Linked DNA regions of Homo sapiens: region 2 is linked to region 1. Evidence: read pairs that join two places in POLR2A ChIA-PET (ENCODE). Cell type or tissue: HepG2. All regions are shown on one strand. Links, peaks and the distances in the headings refer to the core of each region. The heading gives the core; the rest is flanking DNA.

Region 1 (5,367 bases), core at 90-5,089:
GTGTCCTCCTCACTGACAGGCCGGTCAAACTCAGCCTTGAGAGCTGGACGCTGATTGTCCGGGAAGGCCAAAGAGAAGAGGGCCTCGGGCTCACACACAAACTTGTACACGTAACGCTCACCAGCCACCTATGGGGAGAGAGAAGGTCTGGTCAGCCTGGCTAGCCGCCCAGCCTTTGTATGGGGTAAGGTGGGGGAGTGGGGAATGTGGCCCTTCTACCAGTACAGGCAGATGCTCGGGGCATTTCTCTCCCATGCTGGTTCCTGAGAAGCTGACTCTCCCTTCACAGTTCTTACTCCTTTTTCATCTCAACTTCTCCATGCTTGGGCTTCTCAGTTACAGTGTTGCACTTTTTTGGGGGAGGAGAACCTTGGGATTCTCCACAATTTCTTGTCTCTCTGACTGATTCATTATCTGATCCTACAAAGTTGCTGAGAACTGCCCTGCTGACCCTCTCCCCAGTCAGCTTCTCACAGCCACTGCCCCCCACCACCTTGTCCCTAGACCCACAGCCCCCACCTTCTGCATGATGCCTTTCTCATAATAGTATCGGAGCGAGCGGCTCAGCTTGTCGTAATTCATGGCTGGCCGGTTCTTCTGGATGCCCCAGAGCCTGGCGACCTGGGAACAAAACAGTTTTGGGGTAGAGATGCTACCTTGGCAGAGGAAAAAATGGGGGTAAGGTCAGAAAGAGCACTTGAGATTCTTGGTGCAAAGTGCCAAGCTAGCTCTGCAACAAAGCATCAGCCCACAGACTTAGGCTTGGCAAGAATTCAGGTTAGGTAAAGCAAGAATCATGATGGAGGCACGTGCCACCATTTCCCAGGTTCTCCCACCTCCAGGCTGTAAACTTTGGAAAGGAGGGCTGGGAACATCCGAGAGGCCCACCTCCTCAGGCTCAATGAGCTTGAACTCCATTCCCCGGCCCGTCCAGGCAATGAAATGGGCATTTGTTGGGTCATCCAGCAAGGCCACCAGAAATTGCCACAGCTGCAGGGCACCCCGGCGCTGGTAGGGCGGCCCCTCTCGAAATGCACCGACCCCTTCCTGCTTGATGTCTCCTGGGGAACACGAAAATAGGAGGTGTGGGGTTTGTGTCTTTTGGTCCCCCAAGCAACCGCCTCCCACCCGAGGGATTTCTCGAAGGGGTCTCCCCAGGTACTTTTCTATGGGTCCCACCCTCTTGCAACAATGAAACGTGATGTGACTCCTGCAGGGACACAGCGTGATAAGACCTTGACCCTCCCATCAACAGTCACTTCTCTGACCTTCAAATTTCTCAGGGACAACGCAGACATCATCTGGGAATGGTCGCAGAGGTTTCTCATAGCCATAGCCTTGTGGAGGAAATTGGGGGTTGCTCAGATCTGGGGGTTCACCGATGAGACCCCAGAGAGTCCAGAGGGACTCCTGGCCAGGGAGACCCTCCCCCATGGCAGCGCTCCCTCCCCCAACATGGAGGGCTTGGCAGGGGAAGGGGGGCTGCCTTACCCATGGCCCCGTCACCTGGAGAGGGCCCAGAGAAGCCCTCTGTGTGGAGGTACATTGATGCGCACCCGGTGACATCTGTGGGGGAAGAAGGGGTGATGTGAGAAGTGGCTTGGGGTGGAGCTCGAGGGCAGGGGAGGAGGAAGTCCTATCCACATTCAAGAATTTCTTCCTTCCAGCCTGCTTCCTGGTGACTGTTCTTTGCCCAGGTTGCCTGCCAACCACAAAATCCCAGGGAAAGTTCACCCAGAGGGAGTGTGATGCTGGAACCCCTCCTCAACTTGAGGGCTGCGGCTGAGGCCATGGAAGGCAGCAGCGGGGGCTGGGCAAGCTGTTCTGAAGGGCCCAAGCTGCCAGGGAGCAGCTGTTTCCTGCGAGTTCAGGGGGAGGAGGGAGGGTGAGATGAACGTCCGGGGAAAGAGTTCGGTGTCCACGCCTAAGACTCCCTCAGAATGGACAAAAATGTCCGGTCAGCAGGTCAGGTTCCCAGCCCTGTGCACGCGCGCGTGTGTGTGTGTGTGTGTGTGTGTGTGACAGAAACAGAGCGTGCGCCTGCATGCACCTGGGGAAGAGGCAGTGGGCACTGGGCCTTGTTTTTTCAGGTCTAACAGAGCACATTCCACTTCGTTTCATTCCATTCCATAGGATAGGAACCTTCCCACTCCACATCGGGAAGGCGGCTGTGTGAAGCCACCCGTTCAAGTTCCAACCCCTTCCCGCCCTCCCCCCACTGCACTCCCACCTATGAATGAGAAGATGGTGAAACATGACACCTCCGGGAGGAGGCGGGAGGGTGGGCTCATTCATGCCTCCATTTTGTGAATGGAATTCCTGACTCCATTCAGGAGTAGCTGGGGGGAGGGGCAGGAGTTCAAGGGCATGTAACACAATCCCCTCCGGTCTACAGCCTTTGAAGGTCAGCGGCAAGAGTGCCTCCCTCCTCCTCTCCCCAGCTCACTGCCAAGCCTGGCTCAGGCTTATGCCCTGGATTTGAGGACAGGAGCACCATCCGGTTCTTAGTTGGACAGCCTGGGGGGTTGTGGTTCATCCCCCTGCCCTTGAACGGTTGTGGGCACCACAAAAAGGGAAATTCTAAAGTTCTAGCTAGCTCTGGGCCTACTCTAATAAACTCAGATCTAGGGCTACTAATGTAACAAAAGCCAGGAGGAAAGAAGAAAAGGCAGGGTTTTCTGGACCCTTCCTGGGACTGGCCCTCCTTCGGCCCTTGAGGCTTTGAACTATAGCTATTTATGAACACAGGTGAGTGCATCTCACTCCAGTCAACAGCCAGGTGGAACTAGAATTTAAAGAAGTCCCTACTTCCTCTGCCCTTGCCTCTGGCCAGGGCATACATCAATTGGGAGGCTCAAATATGTAAGCCACATATTAACCTGTGCTTCTACCAGCTTGATCAACATGGTGAAACCCCGTCTCTACTAAAAATACAAAAACTAGCTGGGCATGGTGATGGGCACCTGTAACCCCAGCTATTCGGGAGGCTGAAGCATGAGAATCGCTTGAACCCAGTGGCACTCCAGCCTGGGCGAGAGAGCAAGACTCCATCTCAAAACAAACAAACAGAGCAAGACTCTGTCTCAAAACAAACAAAACAAAACAAAACAAGAAAACCCTGCCCTCCTATTGAGAACTAGCAAGAACCATGAGCCTGGCTAGTTTCAAATTCATGTTTCTCTTCATTCAAATCCCTTTGTATTTTTAAGCCTCTGTGGGGATAGGGACCAGACACATCCTATTCATCTTTGTATTTCCCAACTCTGCACACTCGTGTTCCTGTCACAGTAGTTTGGTCTTAATAGGTAATTAAAACCTCAAACACCTGTTAAATAGAAATAAATGCCTTAACTTCCCTATTAAGTCACAAGCTACCTGAGGGCAGGATCTACATCCCCCTTTATTTTAATTTTACTTTTTTATAAATAGACACGAGGTCTCACTTTGTTGCCTAAGCTGGCCTTGAACTAATTCCTGGGCTCAAACGATCCTCCTGCCATGGCCTCCTAAAGTGCTGGGATTACAGATGACTCACCATGCCCCGGGGGCCCCCCTTATCTTTTAATCTGAATATAGGTTTGCTCATTGAAAAGTAATAATTTGTCCGGGTGAGGTGGCTCATGTCTATAATCACAGCACTTTGGGAGGCCGAGGCGATGGATCATATGAAGTCAGGAGTTCGAGACCATCCTGGCCAGCATGGCGAAACCCCATCTCTACTAAAAATACAAAAATTAGCCGGGCACGGTGGCTGGTGCCTGTAATCCCAGGTACTCGGGAGGCTGAGGCACAAGAATCGCTTGAACCCGGTAGGCAGAGGTTGCAGTGAGCAGAGATCGTGCCACTGCACTCTAGCCTGGGCCAGAGCAGGACCCCATTTCAAAAAAAAAAAGAAAAAGAAAGAAAAATAACATTCTTTTGAAATTATGAAGAAAAAAAGTGGGTGGGTGGGTTGGATGTATGAAATGGTAAACAGCAATGTAAAAAAACTCGGGAGACATTCTGGGCTTAACTGAACACTTGATCACATGCCACCCTGCCCCACCCCAGTCTCTTACCTGAGTCGTAGGCGAAGTCCGTCTGTTCCTGTTTGATCACCACCCCCGCCCCTGGGTACCTGTGCCCATTGACCCCACCCTGGTCCACGGCTGGCTGGCCCGCCTGTTCATACAGGGGATCATGGTATTCTTGCTTAAAGCTCTGCTGGGGATAGGGTGGGCAGGGCTCCGACAGCTGGTGTTGGTAGGGGGCTGGGAGGGGTTCCCGGCCCCCTCCCTGAGATGTGAAGGAGTGGCAAATGTCCAGGGGCTGCTGGAAGACGGAGCTGGATGTGGTTGGATGGAGAAGGAAGAGAAGAGAACTTTAAATTAATCCTTCCTCGAGCCTGTTACTCCTAGGCTTTTAGAGTGGGCTCCGGAATGGGGGGTAGGGGGTTGGGGTGTCAGTATTTCTCCCTTTCTATTCCACTGCCCCCTGCCTCTACCACCCCACAGCTCAAGTCTTTATGGAGAACACTCAGGAATTGAAAAAACACCTGGGCCCATGAGCAGTGGGTTTCCCTGTCTCCTTACCTATGTTCCCCGAGGTACCCATGGCCAGGGTGGGGCTGGGAGGTGCCAGAGGATCTCAGGAAATTCCGTTGCTCTGCCCGGGGAAAGGGCTGTAGGGGCGACTGTCCAAGGGCACCAGGGGCAGGGGACTTGATGGCGATTTGTCTGGGGGGGTCATAGGCACTGGAGTTGAGAAGGAGACAGGGGTGAGGGGGCAGAGAAGCTGGAAAGCATCTTTGAACCCTTCATTCCTAGGAAAGCGAGGTCACAGGGATTACAGGAGAAGGAAGGATAGAGGGGGCTGAGAAGGGAACGGCAGGAGCCACAGACTCAGCCCTAGCCAATTCTTTTCTTTTTCAGAGACAGTCTCCCTCTGTTGCCCAGGCTAGTCTTGAACCCCTGGGATTCATACAGGGGGGATTTGTTGCTCAGAGCAATGGTTTAGGTGGGACAGTGGGCCTCTTGGTGGAAACAGAATCTGCTCTGGCCTCAGTATATATTCCTGAGGCCCTCTGCTGCGTTTTCCGTCTATTCAGAGGAAATCCTTAGCTGTATTGCTTCCTTACAAGTGCTAGAAAATCCTTTCTGTTGTCTAACTTGCATCTCAGCTGCTGCCTCTGCTCATGGGTGCCCCCTGCCTCCCTCCTCTGGAACCCTTCTCCTACCCTTCACCAGGTCCAGGCTGGGGCTCACCTGGAGTAAAGGCACTGCTCGCCATGGTGGTAGGGGAGTGGCGGCTTCCTGCTGCAGGACAGGGCCGGGTCTGTGCGGGGACTCTGGGGCTCCTTCTTGATCCTGGTGGTGGGGCTGTGGAAAG
Region 2 (5,367 bases), core at 56-5,055, 150 kb after region 1:
GATGAGTTCTAGAAAAGCAAGGAAGGTTTCGTTCTGGAGTTTGTGGACTGAGGTTTCCATTTGTGACTAGGATTCTCATTGGTTCCTTATGTAGTTTCTTACGCCCTGCATAGTCTTCTAAGCATTTCTCACAGACGTGGTCTGGGGGCGAACACCAGCAGCCCTGAGAGGTGGCTAAAGAGGAGATTCTTCTCTCCACTTCACATCGTAGGAAACTGAGTCTCAGAGGTTCCTTCCCTGGCCTGCCCACAACCCCAGGGCTAAAAGAGGCAGACCAAGCCCAGGGCCTTGAACCCCAACAATGGGCCTCTTTCTTTTGATCCCATGATAGGGGTGCAAAAGCATTGCATTCCCCTGGGTAATTTGAAGAAAAAACCCAAAAAACTCCAACTTTGTCTCCAGGAAAAAGAGGGTGTCTGGGCTATGATTTACCTCTGAGGGTGTGGTTGCACTGAGCGTGATCACACTTCAAAGGGTTAGATCTCATTTCTCTGCCTTTCTAGCTTGGGCCCAGGGCTCAGAAATGTGTGGACTCCCTCACAGCCCCTCCCAGCATCCCTGCCCCCTCCCAACTGCCTTGGGCAGGTGACACCTGTATTATTGCTAAGGGTTAAAAAGCCCCCAAATCAATAAAACCCATTAATGAGTGTTGGTACCTCGAAGGCTACAGATAAATCCCTTCTACTCAGTGAGTTCAATCCCATAAAACAGCTCTCCCCTTTCAATCCTAGCATTCATTTGATAGAAAATGTGGAGAAATTTTAAAAAGGTGACTTACTAATTGCCTGTAAAATAAAAGGCAGATGGAAGCTTTATTACAGTTGAAGGAAGTCGGGAATATTAAGGTAAAATGTCAAATAACAATTGATTTTCCTTAGACATAAAGGGGCGATTTATGGCTTCCTAGTTACTACAAACGAGAAATTATTTGAAGTTCTGAAAAGTATGAGGAGAAATAAAGATTAAATAGAAGATGAAATCATAGGGATTTCTCTGGGAGGTGACTTCAGTGCCCCTGGGGACTAGAATTCATGTGGCCAGTGGCCTAGCCAGCTGGGGCTTGGCAGTTTCAAGATTTAGAGGCAAGGTGTCTCTGAGGAGCGGGGAAGTGGCTGTTTGCTTTGTGTCTGAGGAACTAGGAAAGAAAGATGAAGATAGGGAAAGTTGTGGTTAGGGCCAATTTCAGACTGAGGGATGTGGGATTAGGGGATTCTTGTGGATGGGCCTATAGCTCTGCTTCCTGACTAGCAGATACTGGGGATCTGGGGAAGGGAAGGGTGAGCTGCCTTTCCTGGGACTTCGATGGCATCCTTACAGTCAGGGGACACTGTCCTTGCTGGGTCCCGGACATCAGTGTCTATGTATCCCTGCAAGCCACAGCACTATCCAGGCCCTCTGGTGGCTTTGCTTGGTCTGGGCCAACCTGGTCTCCACACTGACAGTCAAAGACGAGGAGAGGAAAAAGAACTCACGGCTAGGCGTGGTGGCTCCTGCCTGTAATTCCAGCACTTTGAGAGGCCGAGGCGGGTGGATCCCTTGAGCCCAGGAGTTTGAGACCAGCCTGGGCAACATGGCGAAATCCCCGTCTCTACAAAAAATAGAGAACAATTACCCAGGAATGGTGGTACTCTGGAGGTTGAGGTGGGAAGATGGCTTGAGCTCGGGAGGTTGAGGCTACAGTGAGCTGTGATTGTGCCACCGCACTCCAGCATGGGCGACAGAGCAAGACACTGTCTCAAAAAAAAGGCTCATTTCCAGGCTGCCAGGCTTATGTTAGCCTGGGGTCCCGCAGGAGCTGACCTGAGACAAGTACTTGAGGGCAAGTTGTTTGTTTGAGGGATGCTCACAGGAAGCTCCAGTAGGAGGGTAGGGAGGTGACCCAGGGAAGGAAGGCAGCTTACAGGGGCGTGTTGTCAGGAAGGGCACCCCGGCGGGTGACGGAAGCTTAATTTTGCTGGGAAACTCAGGAGCCAGCATGGAACCTGCACCTCAGAGTTATCCCACTGGAAGGATGAGGGAGCGGGTACTTATACACCAACTCCATCCCCGTCCTTTGTTAAGGCTGCTGGATGGAGTGGGTGGGACACTCATTCTTCAGCACTCCCAGGGGCCCTCAGGCTGTCAGAAGTTAGGTCCGTTGGGCTCCAGGATGAGGGGACCCCCAGAAGATGCGGGAGGGCGTCCGCAGCATCTGCCTCTGTGCTTTCCCTGTTTATCTGAATCCTCATAATTCCCGCCACATGCAGATCAGAGCCCCCAGCTTTATGGAAGAGAACACAGGTTTGGAGAAGATAAAGAGCATTCCCACAACTAGGAGGTGGGGAAAGCTAGGAGTTCAGCCCAGAGCTCCCTGACTTCAAAGTCCATTCTCTTTCTACTTCCTGATTTTTTTTTTTTTTTTTTTTTTTTGAGACGGAGTTTCACTCTGTTGTCTAGGCTGGGGTGCAGTGGCACAAACTTGGCTCACTGCAGTCTCTGCCTCCTGGGTTCAAGCAATTCTCCTGCCTCAGCCTCTCGAGTAGCTGGGACTACAGGCGCCCGCTACCATGCCTGGCTAATTTTTTGTGTTTTTAATAGAGACAGGGTTTCACCGTGTTGGCCAGGCTGGTCTCGAACTCCTGACCTCAGGTGATCCGCTTGCCTTGGCCTCCCAAAGTGCTGGGATTACAAGCACGAGCCACTGTGCTCGGCCTACTTCCTGATTTTTGTATAAGACACATCCCAGCAGCATGGTAGACTGAAGACTCCTGGGCCCACTCTCAGAGATTCTGCTCTGGCAAGGATGTGTTTATTGGTGAGAGGGGTGTCCAGGAATACGTGCCTTTTTTTTTTTTTCTAGAGACAGGGTCTCGTTGTCCAGGCTGGAGTGCAGTGGTGCAATCATAGCTTACTGCAATCTCAAACTTCTGGGTTCGAGCGATCCTCCTATCTCAGCCTCCTAAGTAGCTGGGACTACAGGTGCACGCCACCATGTCTGGCTAATTTTTAAATTTTTTCTGGAGTTGGGGTCTTGTGATGTTGCCCAGGCTGATCTTTAACTTCAGGTCTCAAGAGATCCTCCCACCTTGGCCTCCCAAATTTTTGGGATTACAGCCATGAGCCACTATGCCCAACTAGAATATGCACTTTTTTTTTTTTGAGACCGAGTTTTGCTCTTGTTGCCCAGGCTGGAGTATAATGGTGCGATCTCGGCTCACCGCAACCTCCCCCTCCCAGGTCCAAGCGATTCTTCTGCCTCAGCCTCCTGAGGAGCTGGGATTACAGGCATGTGCCACCATACCAGGCTAATTTTGTATTTTTAGTAGAGATGGGGTTTCTTCGTGTTGGTCAGGCTGGTCTTGAACTCCTGACCTCAGGTGATCAGCCCCGCCTGCTTTGGCCTCCCAAAGTGCTAGGATTACAGGCATGAGCCACCAAGCCTGACCTTTTTTTTTTTTTTTGAGACAGAGTCTTGCTTTGTCACCCAGGCTGGAGTGCAGTGGCACGATCTCGGCTCACTGCAAGCTCTGCCTCCCAGGTTCATGCCATTCTCCTGCCTCAGGCTCCCAAGTAGCTGGGACTACAGGCACTTGCCACCACGCCCGGCTAATTTTTTGTATTTTTAGTAGAGATGGGGTTTCACCGTGTTAGCCAGGATGGTCTTGATTTCCTGACCTCGTGATCCACCTGCCTTGGCCTCCCAAAGTGCTGGGATTATAGGCGTGAGCCACCGTGCCCGGCCTTTTTTTTTTTTTTTTTTTTTTTTGAGACAGGATCTTGCTTGGTTGCCCAGGCTGGAGTGCAGTGGCCTGATTACAGCTCACTGCAGCCTCAATCTCCTGGACTCAAGCAATCCTCTCACCTCAGCCTCTTGAGTAGCTGGGACCACAGGTGTGTGCTACCACACCCAGATAATTTTTGTGCTTTTTGTAGAGACAGGGTTTCGACATGTTGCCCAGGCCGGACTAAAATTCCTGGGCTCAAGTGATCCTCCTGCCTCAGCTTCCCAAAGTGCTGGGATTACAGGTATGTGCCATCGTCACCAGCCAGAATATGCATTTTCTTTTTTTCAGACGGGGTCTCACTCTGTTGCCCAGGCTGGAGTGCAGTGGTGTGATCTCAGCTCACTGCAACCTCTGCCTTCTGAGTTCAAGCGATTCTCCTGCCTCAGCCTCCCAAGCAGCTAGGATTACAGGTGTCTGCCACAACACCCGGCTAATTTTTGCATTTTTAGTAAAGATGGGGTTTCACCATGTTGGTCAGGCTGATCACAAACTCCCGACTGCAAGTGATCCGCTTACCTCGGCCTCCCAAAGTGTTAGGATTACAGGCATGAGCCATTGTGCCTGGCCGAATATGCACTTTTAATAAGCATCAGCCAGGCTAGGCAGGCCGGGGGCCACACTCGAGAACATTTGCACCACAGCCACTGGCTACCTGCCCCTTTTTCCATAAGGTTCCACTGCCCTCTCTCCCCTCTATCTGGGTCTGTTCTTCAGGTTCTTCCCTGGGAGCTCTCTGAGTGACATAACTGTCCCCAAGTGCTGGGAGATGGAGAGAGGAATCACCAGACTGGAGCAGGCCCCCAGAGCGGAGATGGGAAGGGGAGGCTGGTGTTCTGAGGCTCCCGAGGCAGTGAGAGGTGACCGGAGGCAGTGAGAGGTGACCGAAGACAGTGGCTGAGAACCAGGGAGGGGCTGCGGGAAAAAGCCCTGGGTGCAAGTCGCTCTTTCCTTAGCGTCTTTGAGAGGAGGGATGGGGAAAGGTGAGGTACTAGGGAAAACCATCTGGAAGGAGGTCAGGCTGCAGAAAAGCTGCAGGAGTCTGGGGGACTAAGAAAACAGTGGGAGACCCCGCTGCAGCCCAGCACGTGAGGGTGAGAACGTCATGAATGAGGGAAGAGCAGGCAGGGGGTGGTGGCCTTGTGGCCTCTGGAGAGGAGGAGCCACATGACTCTGGGGTGATCTGGGGTGACCCTCAGGGTAAGGGTACCTCCCTAGCACTGAGTACAGAGGGAAGCCTACACTGCCAGGTGCAGTTTCCCTGGCAATGCTTCTCCTTCTAACACTATGTGAGTTTCCTAGTGCTGCTGTAACAAACTGCCATAAACCAAGTGGCTTCAGAGAACACAGACGGACTATGACAGTTGTGGAGGGAAGAAGTTTGAAAAGCGGGGTGCCCGCAGGCTGCAGTGCTTCTGCAGGCTCCAGGGAGAATCTGGTCCTTGCCTCTTCCAGCCTCTAGAGCCTGCCGCACTCCTTGGCTCATGGCCCCGTGTCATTGTAGCCTCTGCTTCTGCCATCACATCTCCTCCTCTGCCTCTCCTGCCTCCCTCTGTCCTTTATAAGAACGCTTTTGAGTATATTGGACCCATCTGGATAGTCCAGG

Evidence for each region. ChIA-PET counts read pairs that join two places held together with the same protein. Peaks named below come from ENCODE experiments on the same cell type or tissue, not always from the same donor. Only the 100,000 strongest peaks of a DNase experiment are listed, where the experiment ranks them.
Region 2: POLR2A ChIA-PET joins it to region 1 with 16 read pairs; 5 of 35 experiments call an interaction of 5 or more read pairs at or near these places.

The regions. Positions count from the first base shown.
Region 1 is chr17:43,528,616-43,533,982 of GRCh38, forward strand. It overlaps ETV4 (ETS variant transcription factor 4), which reads right to left. Exons shown (of 13, transcript NM_001079675.5): 6 at 5,244-5,367; 7 at 4,572-4,733; 8 at 4,059-4,324; 9 at 1,492-1,566; 10 at 1,269-1,337; 11 at 889-1,061; 12 at 520-621; 13 at 1-128. It also overlaps a transcript of DHX8 not described here. Among named protein-coding and RNA genes, the nearest start is that of ETV4, 15 kb to the right of the region's middle. RefSeq lists an enhancer at 1-521. In HepG2, for the core only: no CTCF peak of the experiment used is centred there; DNase peaks (open chromatin) are centred at 2,256 and 3,522.
Region 2 is chr17:43,683,066-43,688,432 of GRCh38, forward strand. All of the region lies in intron 3 of LINC02594 (long intergenic non-protein coding RNA 2594), which reads left to right. All of the region lies in intron 1 of LOC107985085 (a long non-coding RNA gene), which reads right to left. Among named protein-coding and RNA genes, the nearest start is that of LINC02594, 21 kb to the left of the region's middle. In HepG2, for the core only: a CTCF peak has its summit at 1,393 (motif pointing left); a DNase peak (open chromatin) is centred at 2,326; H3K4me3 peaks cover 389 bases; H3K27me3 peaks cover 2,509 bases.